Regions from separate parts of the Homo sapiens genome. Here region 2 is linked to region 1. Evidence: read pairs that join two places in POLR2A ChIA-PET (ENCODE). Cell type or tissue: PC-9. All regions are shown on one strand. Links, peaks and the distances in the headings refer to the core of each region. The heading gives the core; the rest is flanking DNA. Region 1 overlaps SCAPER (S-phase cyclin A associated protein in the ER). Region 2 overlaps SCAPER (S-phase cyclin A associated protein in the ER).

Region 1 (4,404 bases), core at 304-4,303:
CTGGTGCCCGGCGGCGGAGTCGCCACGCGAGGCTGGAGGGGTGGCCCTAAAGCCCGTCCCTCTGGCTTGGAGCTGCGGGTCCCCGCCCTCGAGCCGGAGCGCCGCGCTGGACACCCGCGGGGTGGGGGCTCGGCTGGGCTGAGCCACGGAGACGCCAGGGTCCCGCGGTGGCGGGGGCGCCGATCGCACTTGGAGGAGCTTTTTTTTTTTTAATCATACCTTTTAATTTTCTGTTTGCAAAGAAGTAAAAAATAGCAAATATGTAACCCGGCAGCTCTGTGAGGCTCCAAAAAGAAGGGTCCAGAACACTAGGTGGGTAAGTTTGCTTTTGAAAAACATACAACTTCTGTATTTTCCAGTCCCTCCCCGCCCCGCAGTGTCGAGTCGAATACATTTTCAGATCTTTTTCCCCAACCGGATCTTTTTTCTTGGTAATGTTTGATCAGTATCTGACAGAAATTACTACTGATGTCACTCAGTGAACGGCTTAGCACTGACCATCGGCTTAGTGAAGAAACGATGAGGACAAGACATGAAAAGGTCAACATCTCCAGGCAGACACTGAGAGGTGCACAGGAGTTATGTGAAACTCATTCAGAACCATCGCGACTTTCTGTGTGACTTTTATTTCAGCGTTGCTTCATTTCACAACCATGTGAGAAAATACTCTAGGGTGATTCACTAGGACACATCTTTTTTATCACTAATTTTTCCTTAGGAGAGTAATTTCAGCTCGGCAATGCCAAGAGAGGATTATCTGCTAGGAGAGTTCGGGCAGACCAATGAATACAACGCCCTAAGTTGATTTCAAATAGCCCCCAAACATATTATGTAGTCAGAATGCAAAAGTGTTGCAAATATCTTTACCGTAGACCTTAAAAAGTTAAATTTAGAGCAGGTAAACTTTAATTAAGTCTTTATTTAAGATACTTCAAGAGCTGGAGTTAACATTTTTCTTTCAGATTCGTATTTCCTTAACATGAAAAGTCAACAATGAAAACAGAATAAGTTACTTTATTACAAGAACAAAACAGACTTGCTAATTTTATGTCTCCTTTCACCCATATCACAAATGCAAAGTATATATTATCATAAGATGGAAATTACCAAACTCCAAGATACTCTGCATAAATGAAATAAACTCAACTTGCAAAATTAGCAAGTAGAACATTCAAGTATCTACAGTCATTATAAATAGTGTAAAGTACATGCCATATCTACAGTGTGGGAAGAGTATAAACATGGGAAAATGAGTTCTTAAGGAACAATTAGAATGTTTGTTTGGACAATTTAAAATATTAACAAGGGTACTCAAATACAGAATCAACCAAAACATTTATTTTTTCTCTTTTTTCAAGAAAAACTGTCGAGCTTCTTCCCAGGCCTGCTGAGGAAATCTGTTAGCCAGCTCAAGATAGTCTTGGGAACCAAGGCATTTCCCTGAGAGGGGGATAAAAGAGAAAAAAGTTAAATAAAAGAGGGTTAAATTCTTTGAAGATTCATAAATTAAACTTATTTTGATATCTGAGTATAAAATGGAGATATCCACTTCAAATAAACCATGACACAATTTAGGTAAATAAGGTGATTGATCTATATGTATCAATCTATCTGTAGTATAAAATATATGACATATATTTTAACCACAATCCAGTTTGTCCTTTAACATATTCAGACATTAACCCCTATATAAATTACAAAAAGATGTTTTTGGACTCCACAATGAGAAAAAAATTAGCAACCAGGCAAGCACAGTGGTGCGCGCCTGTAGTCCCAGCTATTTGGAAGGCTGAAGTCGGGGGAATGCTTGAGCCCAGGAGTTAGAGGCTATAGTTTGCTATGATCGCACCTGTGAGTAGCCATTGCACTCCAGGATAGGCAACATAGAGAGACCCTGTCTCAAAAAAAACAAAAAACAAAAAACAAAAAAAAGAACAAACTAAAATGACAGTCCTATATTCTATCCTTAAGTTAGCCATGAAAGGGGAAAACTGTATGTAAATGATGACGTTTTCTGAAAGTCTATTTAATTTAAAACATGAATGTAGTTTTAAGTATATCTTTAAAATTATTCAAATATAGCACAGCCTATCTAACAAAGCAGTAGGAATGAATGATAGGAGCTTTACTGGCCAGTGACATAGGTAAAGTAAACAATTGCAGCTAGACAGGCAGTAGGTATTTGAAAACCAAAATTCTTCCTGGGCAATAGGAATGTGGTATTACCAAGAGCTGCTTTTATATTTAAAGGTTTACCTGGACAATGAACTCAAAATATCTTGAGACATTTTATGAGGACTTAATCTAGGCAAAAGGGGAACAAATACCCAAGGTGCAAACTGGCAACTTAGGCATCATCATTAAAAAAAAAATCAAGCAACATATTATGAGCTGTCATTAACATAGTGATGACCCTTTCTGAGCAAAGGAGAGACCAATTCCCCCTTTGCTGTTCTGTGGGTTAAGCCTACTGTAACTGGGGGAAAGCATGAAAATCAGGGAAGATGGTCCCTTGGAAAAGAAAGAAGGTTGAGACTTCCACAGGCCTCAGTCCACCAAGCAGAGAGAGGCAGCTTCTGGGACTGTGTCTTCCAGACAATGTAACAAATTGTGACTCATCTTTATGATCAGGAGAAAGAGTAAGAAAAAAATGCTTATACTTCTTAGTGGCAAACAAAACAAAACAAAACTGCTGTACAATTGAAAATAAATACATTAGATTTTTCTAAGCATTTTAATTTATTCAAAATGAAATTGTTTTGTAAGAACAGTAACACATTTTGCTGATTTCTCCCCAAGTATCCTCCAGTAGTTAAAACAAAACAAAACAAAAAAAGGGCTGTGACTGGGTCAGGGCAGAACTGAACTTGCAGACTAATTCTTGCTCAGACAAATGGTACCGACAAGGATGTGGACTTGAATTTCTGAAAAGTTGCATAGCTTTCTGTTTAACTTTTCTGGGTGCCTGAGTCAATAAAACGTCTTTTTTTTTTCTTTTCATGATATTGTAATAGCTTTAGTTATATTTTCTTCTGTGCACTTTTCAACACCTGTCCACTGTAGAGGACTTTGTGTGTGTGTGTGTGTGTGTGTGTGTGTGAAAGAGTCCAAGGTAACACCCCCACCCCCACCAAGTAAGGGTTTCTTGGTGGGTGCCCTAAAGGGTCCTGCTGGGAGTGTACCTCTAAATGGCCACTTTAAAGACTATCAAACTAATGGAAGAATTGAAGAAGATCTGGATTAGGTTCTCATTCATCAGAGATGCTGTCATAACACCCAAAGAGCAACTTGTACTTCTCAATTACAGTCTGGGTAGCAGAATATTTAAAAAAGTAAAAATGTGGTAAAAATTCTACATCTCTAACTCTGATCACAGCAAACACCCCAGCAGGAATGCTATAGGAAAAAAAAACAACTTGTAAATCTTTTGCCCTGGACTTTGCCAATTAGATGACTTTTTCTCCATGTAAAACAATTATTTTCAAAACAAAAGTTCAACTACTTGAACTTGGGGGGAAACTGTGGGCTACTATTACTGATAACTTTATTCTGAACATGGATAAGGAACCAAACCTATGTGATTTCAGCATTTATGTGAGAAATGTGGGCCAGTATTAATGATCTGGCTCCTGTATTACAAAGCGGCTCTTTAGTAATTATTTACCATTTAATATATCTTGCATGAGATGATTATAAATTATACAAAGATATTTGTGCTTTTCTTTTACTCCCACAGATTTCTATACATATTTGGATGCATTCATGCTTCATGACAAAATCGATTTCTTTACTTACTGAAATATACTTGGTATCTGAATCTCAAATATTTTTAGGTTATGTATAAAATTTTACATATAATGTAGCAGTTCCAGAGGAAAGGATAAGAAAGATGTCCATTTGGCTAACAAACACATGAAATTTAATTTCAATAGAGACATACCTTTGGGTTGGTAAGGCTGGTTTTCCGCTTGACCTGGAGTCTGTGCCAAATCCTGTATGAGGAGAGAAAAGTGTTTTTCTATCAATGCTATGAACAGAGAATTTCACTAAGGGTGGCTTTAAATATACTTCTGATTCATGCAACCACTTTTGTATGAATATTTTGGGGCCCAAATATAAACGCTGAAGAAACTGATGTTACGTAGTGCAGGTTCTCATAAATAGTAATGACTTACATCTTGCTAAATTATCACCAGGGGACAACTTGCTGCCTACTTTGGAAATTACAACTTTTTATCTAATAAAACTAAAATTTAAGCCAAATTTACTATCTTAAAATATCAACAGGTGTTGATCATTTTTTTAAAAAGTACAAATATGAAAGCTCTATGTATTCTGCAGCTAAATCTTAAAGTCTGGTAATTTTGCATGTAGATGGAAAATGAAAAATGTAATATAAAATAT
Region 2 (4,404 bases), core at 132-4,131, 84 kb after region 1:
CAGATGTCTAATAGTAAAATAAAATTAGTTGGATATGCTGTAAAAGTCTTTTTAAATTTTTGACACATCCTTCTACAGTGTCTGGCACAAAATTAGTATGGGTGGCCATACTTTGAATTGAAAAATATTTCCAAGAATGGCTTAGATGCAGAAACTTGACTGAAACAAATAAAATAATAAGAATAAATACTGTAATGATCTCATGTCTCTTAGATATCTTCCTACCTCTCCTATGCCAGATAAGGGGAAGGAAGGGACAGATGTCAGAATCTGCTCCTGCTCTACTTCAGGGATACAGCCAGAGAACAGCTCCAACGACTGTACTGGAGCCCTTTCTACTCAACTTCACAACTGACAAAAATGCCCAGATTGTAACAGGGAGTGGAGTGAGACTTCTTGTCAGTTCATATCTGGGAAGGTGAGAAGGCAAGTATGAAAATGATTAGCAAAAAAAAAAAAAAAAAAAAAAAAAAAATGCTTTGTTTGCTAAACTAGGCAGATGTGAAATATGGTTTGCAGTTTTACACAGTCCTCACCAAGCCAAATAACAATGCATTATCTGTAAGAAAACAATATTCAACAACAGTGGTTCAAATCAGAGAAAGACTGGCATGGTATTTTTTGAAGCAGTATGGTTGTCAATCATCATTTTTAAGTCACATGAGTTATTTGGTTTGGCAGATTACCACTGCTCCTTCCTAAAGGAGGAAGGTATTAGGGGAAAAATACCTCCTAAAGGAAGGTATTAAAAGAAGGATTTGGTAATTATAATAATGTATGTGAAAATGTACGTATTTCCCCCTGGAAGGCCCACTGGAATTGCAATGAAGCATTTGAATGGATCTTCCGCTTCATCACAGCTAAGGCATGTGGCTAAGTTGTCTGGATGACAAGCATGCAGGGTTGCTGCATCACAGGGTAGCCCAAGGGAGAATGCAGGGACAGAATGACATTCGTCAGCAGAGAGGGCAAATTCTACAACGACCAAAAGGACATGGGGAATTGAATGGGATCAAGCAACTGAGAGAAAGGCCAGGGAGGCTAAAAGTCAAGTGCTGTAAGATAAATGGTTGTGGCCCAAAGGGCCTGGTGCTCTCCAGTAATAAATACACTTGAGGAAAGAGGACAGGCAGATAGAAGGGGTAAGTGAACAAAGTAATCAAGGGTAAGGAAGCTACTGAATGAAACAACTGTTCCCAAGAAAGCACTACAAGAAAGCAGAAGAAATTTATGAACTGCGAAAGAAGCAAATACAGAGGAGTGCATTCTTGTTCTCCTGTTAACCAACCATAAGCTTCAGAGAGCAACAAATTGCATGGATTTGGGGAGCCAGAGATCAGTGCAGAACACAGAAGAGGTGCTGATAGGTGGAACAGGTAATTGATTAACACCAGATGAAACTCTGTTGGGAAATAAAAAATTAACGAGGGTAAATGAGTTCAGATGCCAAAGTAGGAGTAAATTTCCCTGGAGAGAAGGTGACCTTAGAAGGAAACAGGGCTGACCTTGAACAGGTGTCAGAAATTGCCACATTTGTGTAGTGGAAAGCATACAGGTGTTGGGAGTCCAGCTAGACATGAATTCCACTCTCAGCTCTCCTACCTACTTTTAATCTTGTTTATTACATAACCTTGGGCTAAGTACTTAACTTCTCTGAGCAATTTCCTCACCTACAAAGCTTAAGTTAGAAATATTACACTTACAGGGCTGCAAAGCCTCTACTACAATACCTTACACTTAAAGGGGTTACTATACTATACTATAGGTATAACCCTATAAGGTTAACCTACTAGGTGTAAGGTATTATACTATAATGGGTACTCTATAAATGGTAGCTATTATTGTTGTTTTAAGTCTGAACCTAATTTATAACCAGAGATGAACTGAGATAGGGGAATTCTCAGAAATTCCTTCAGTTGGAAAGAGTTGACATCAAGAAACTTGTAAAAGCTCTAGCAGAACACATTCTAACATCACATATCTAAATATCAAGAAAAGCCAGGTGTGGTGACTCACACCTGTAATCCCAGCACTTTGGGAGATGGAGGCGGGTGGGTCATTTGTGGTCAAGAGTTTGAGACCAGCCTGGCAAACATGGTGAAACCTTATCTCTACTAAAAATACAAAAATTAGCCAGGCATGGTGGCATGTGCCTGTAATCCCAGCTACTTGGGAGGCTGAGGCAGAAGAATTGCTTGAACCCAGGAGGCGAAGGTTGCTGTGAGCCAAGGTTGCGCTGCACCACTGCACTCCAGACTGGGTGATAGAAAAAACAACAACAACAACAACAAAAAAACAACCAAGAATGATACCTGAGCTCTACCTATATTGCTACTTAATATTTACCCTTTTGTCCAAAATTTTTGGTTTCACTGAGATAATCATTTTTCCCTATATGTTGAATTTCCTATTTATGTATCACTAATTGTCTATCTTTTTTGTCAAAATGAAATTTCCTGTCAAGAGAGAATTTTCTTTCTCTCTACAAAACTGTTTTAAAAAATCCATTGTGCTCTTCCGTGTTTTCCAAATTGTGTTTATCATTGAGCATGTATTACTTTCATAATTAGGAAAAAGAACTTATTTTTAAAAGGTGGGGGACAGACAGACAGACGTGCTGTCTGCTGCTGCAAAAGAGCCTGAATATCTGAAGTAAAGTATTAATAGCAGCAATGGAGTGAAGGTGATAAATCTGAGAAATATTTACAAGGTATTCTTGGTATTCTCTACCAGGAATGTGTGAATGGCATTGTGAGAACCACTGCCATCACATGGGCCTTGAGATTTAAATTATTTTAATATAGTTTCTTAACAAAGAACAAAGTTTTAAGAACTCTAGCAATTTTACCTGATAAGGTCCTGAACTCGATTGTTAAAAGGATCACCTTGTGAGGGTTTGTTTTTCATTTCCTGTGTTGGTATTTTTGGGGTAGCTGGCTGGCAGTTTCCATCTGGTCGATTGGCAATCAGGCAGCCCAAAACCACAGCACTGACTTTGAGAAGTCCAGTTGTCAAGCCTTCAAAAACTTGTTTATTTGTATTTCTCCCCAAAATAGTATTATTTTCATCTGGAACATAAACCTAGATGAAAAAAAAGTACAGTAAATATGTTTCAATAAAACCACCAAAAATGGGCAGAGACAGTTTAGAACATTTCTGGAATCATAAGTAATTTTGACAATCTAAAATGTTCAAGAGTGTTGGCTCTGAAATCAGACTGCAAGTTCAAATCTGAGCTTTACCCTCAGTACCTGATGTCCCTGGATAAGGTTACTATTTCAAAATTCCAATTTCTCATCTATAAAACAAGGATAATGAGAGTACCTGTATCATAGAATTTTTGTGATTATTAAATGAGCTGATACATATAAAATGCTTAGAACATGCACAGGCATGCTGTAAGTATTCAATACTTAATAAATTATATTAAAAATTTAAATGAACTCAGAAAATAGATAAAATGACAGCACTGTTTCTTATTACAGTGTATTAAAAAAATCTAACCTGAATTCCTCTATCAGGATGAAATTTGCATTTCCTACTACAAAATGGCAAAATAGTTCTTTCCCTAGTACATAATGCCACACTCAGCTCTCTTTGTGTATAGTTTACAAGTAACGTGGTTATTAAACGTTGGAGCTTGGACCATGGCTCTGCAGTGTATGATCTGAGACAAGTTCCTTGCTTTCTGTATCTCCCTAGCTCCCAGGACAACTCTGAAGTTCAACTAAGAAGATGAATGGGACAATATTTGGTAAAATATTAAATTCCACAAATGTACTTACTTGGTGACAACCAGCCTTTGCCTCATTTTCACTGTTTATCTGTATCAGTTCTACCAAAGATAGAGGAATAAATGATCACTTGGATCCAAAAGGGGGATCTTTAGCAAAAACAAGCAACTTATTGGCCAGAACTAGTCACACAGTCCACCCAACCACAAAGGGAGCCAGGAAATGTCATCCTATCATGTACTTGGAAAGAGAGAAAGAATCAGAACATCTGTTAAACAGCACTATCGACTGCATAGTAATAGTTATTGTTTTTTCTATTATGACTATGCAAATATTCACAGCTAATCTACTTAATATTTACCCTTTTGTCCAAAATTTTTGGTTTCACTGAGATAATCATTTTTCCCTATATGTTGAATTTCCTATTTATGTATCACTAATTGTCTATCTTTTTTGTCAAAATGAAATTTCCTGTCAAGTTCATATACATCAGTGATTCCTGATTCTTTTTCCTTCTCCAAAGGAGACATTCTTCCTGAAATCAGCCACCCTCTTTCTCTAACCTAGACTGGTAGCTCTCTAGGCCTACTACACAGCTCTAGGTTAGATGCCCTTATTTCTTGGATCACATGTCTTCCTTTTCTTTCCATACAGTTCTCTCATTTTGGTG

What was found. ChIA-PET counts read pairs that join two places held together with the same protein. Peaks named below come from ENCODE experiments on the same cell type or tissue, not always from the same donor. Only the 100,000 strongest peaks of a DNase experiment are listed, where the experiment ranks them.
Region 2: POLR2A ChIA-PET joins it to region 1 with 5 read pairs; 3 of 35 experiments call an interaction of 5 or more read pairs at or near these places.

The regions. Positions count from the first base shown.
Region 1 is chr15:76,347,297-76,351,700 of GRCh38, forward strand. It overlaps SCAPER (S-phase cyclin A associated protein in the ER), which reads right to left. Exons shown (of 32, transcript NM_020843.4): 31 at 3,941-3,992; 32 at 608-1,440. The coding sequence ends at 1,337. Among named protein-coding and RNA genes, the nearest start is that of ISL2, 13 kb to the left of the region's middle. In PC-9, for the core only: no CTCF peak of the experiment used is centred there; a DNase peak (open chromatin) is centred at 2,205; H3K27ac peaks cover 1,585 bases.
Region 2 is chr15:76,431,230-76,435,633 of GRCh38, forward strand. SCAPER (S-phase cyclin A associated protein in the ER) reads right to left here. Exons shown (of 32, transcript NM_020843.4): 26 at 2,849-3,081. Among named protein-coding and RNA genes, the nearest start is that of ISL2, 97 kb to the left of the region's middle. RefSeq lists an enhancer at 2,490-3,689. In PC-9, for the core only: no CTCF peak of the experiment used is centred there; DNase peaks (open chromatin) are centred at 892 and 1,982; H3K27ac peaks cover 1,081 bases.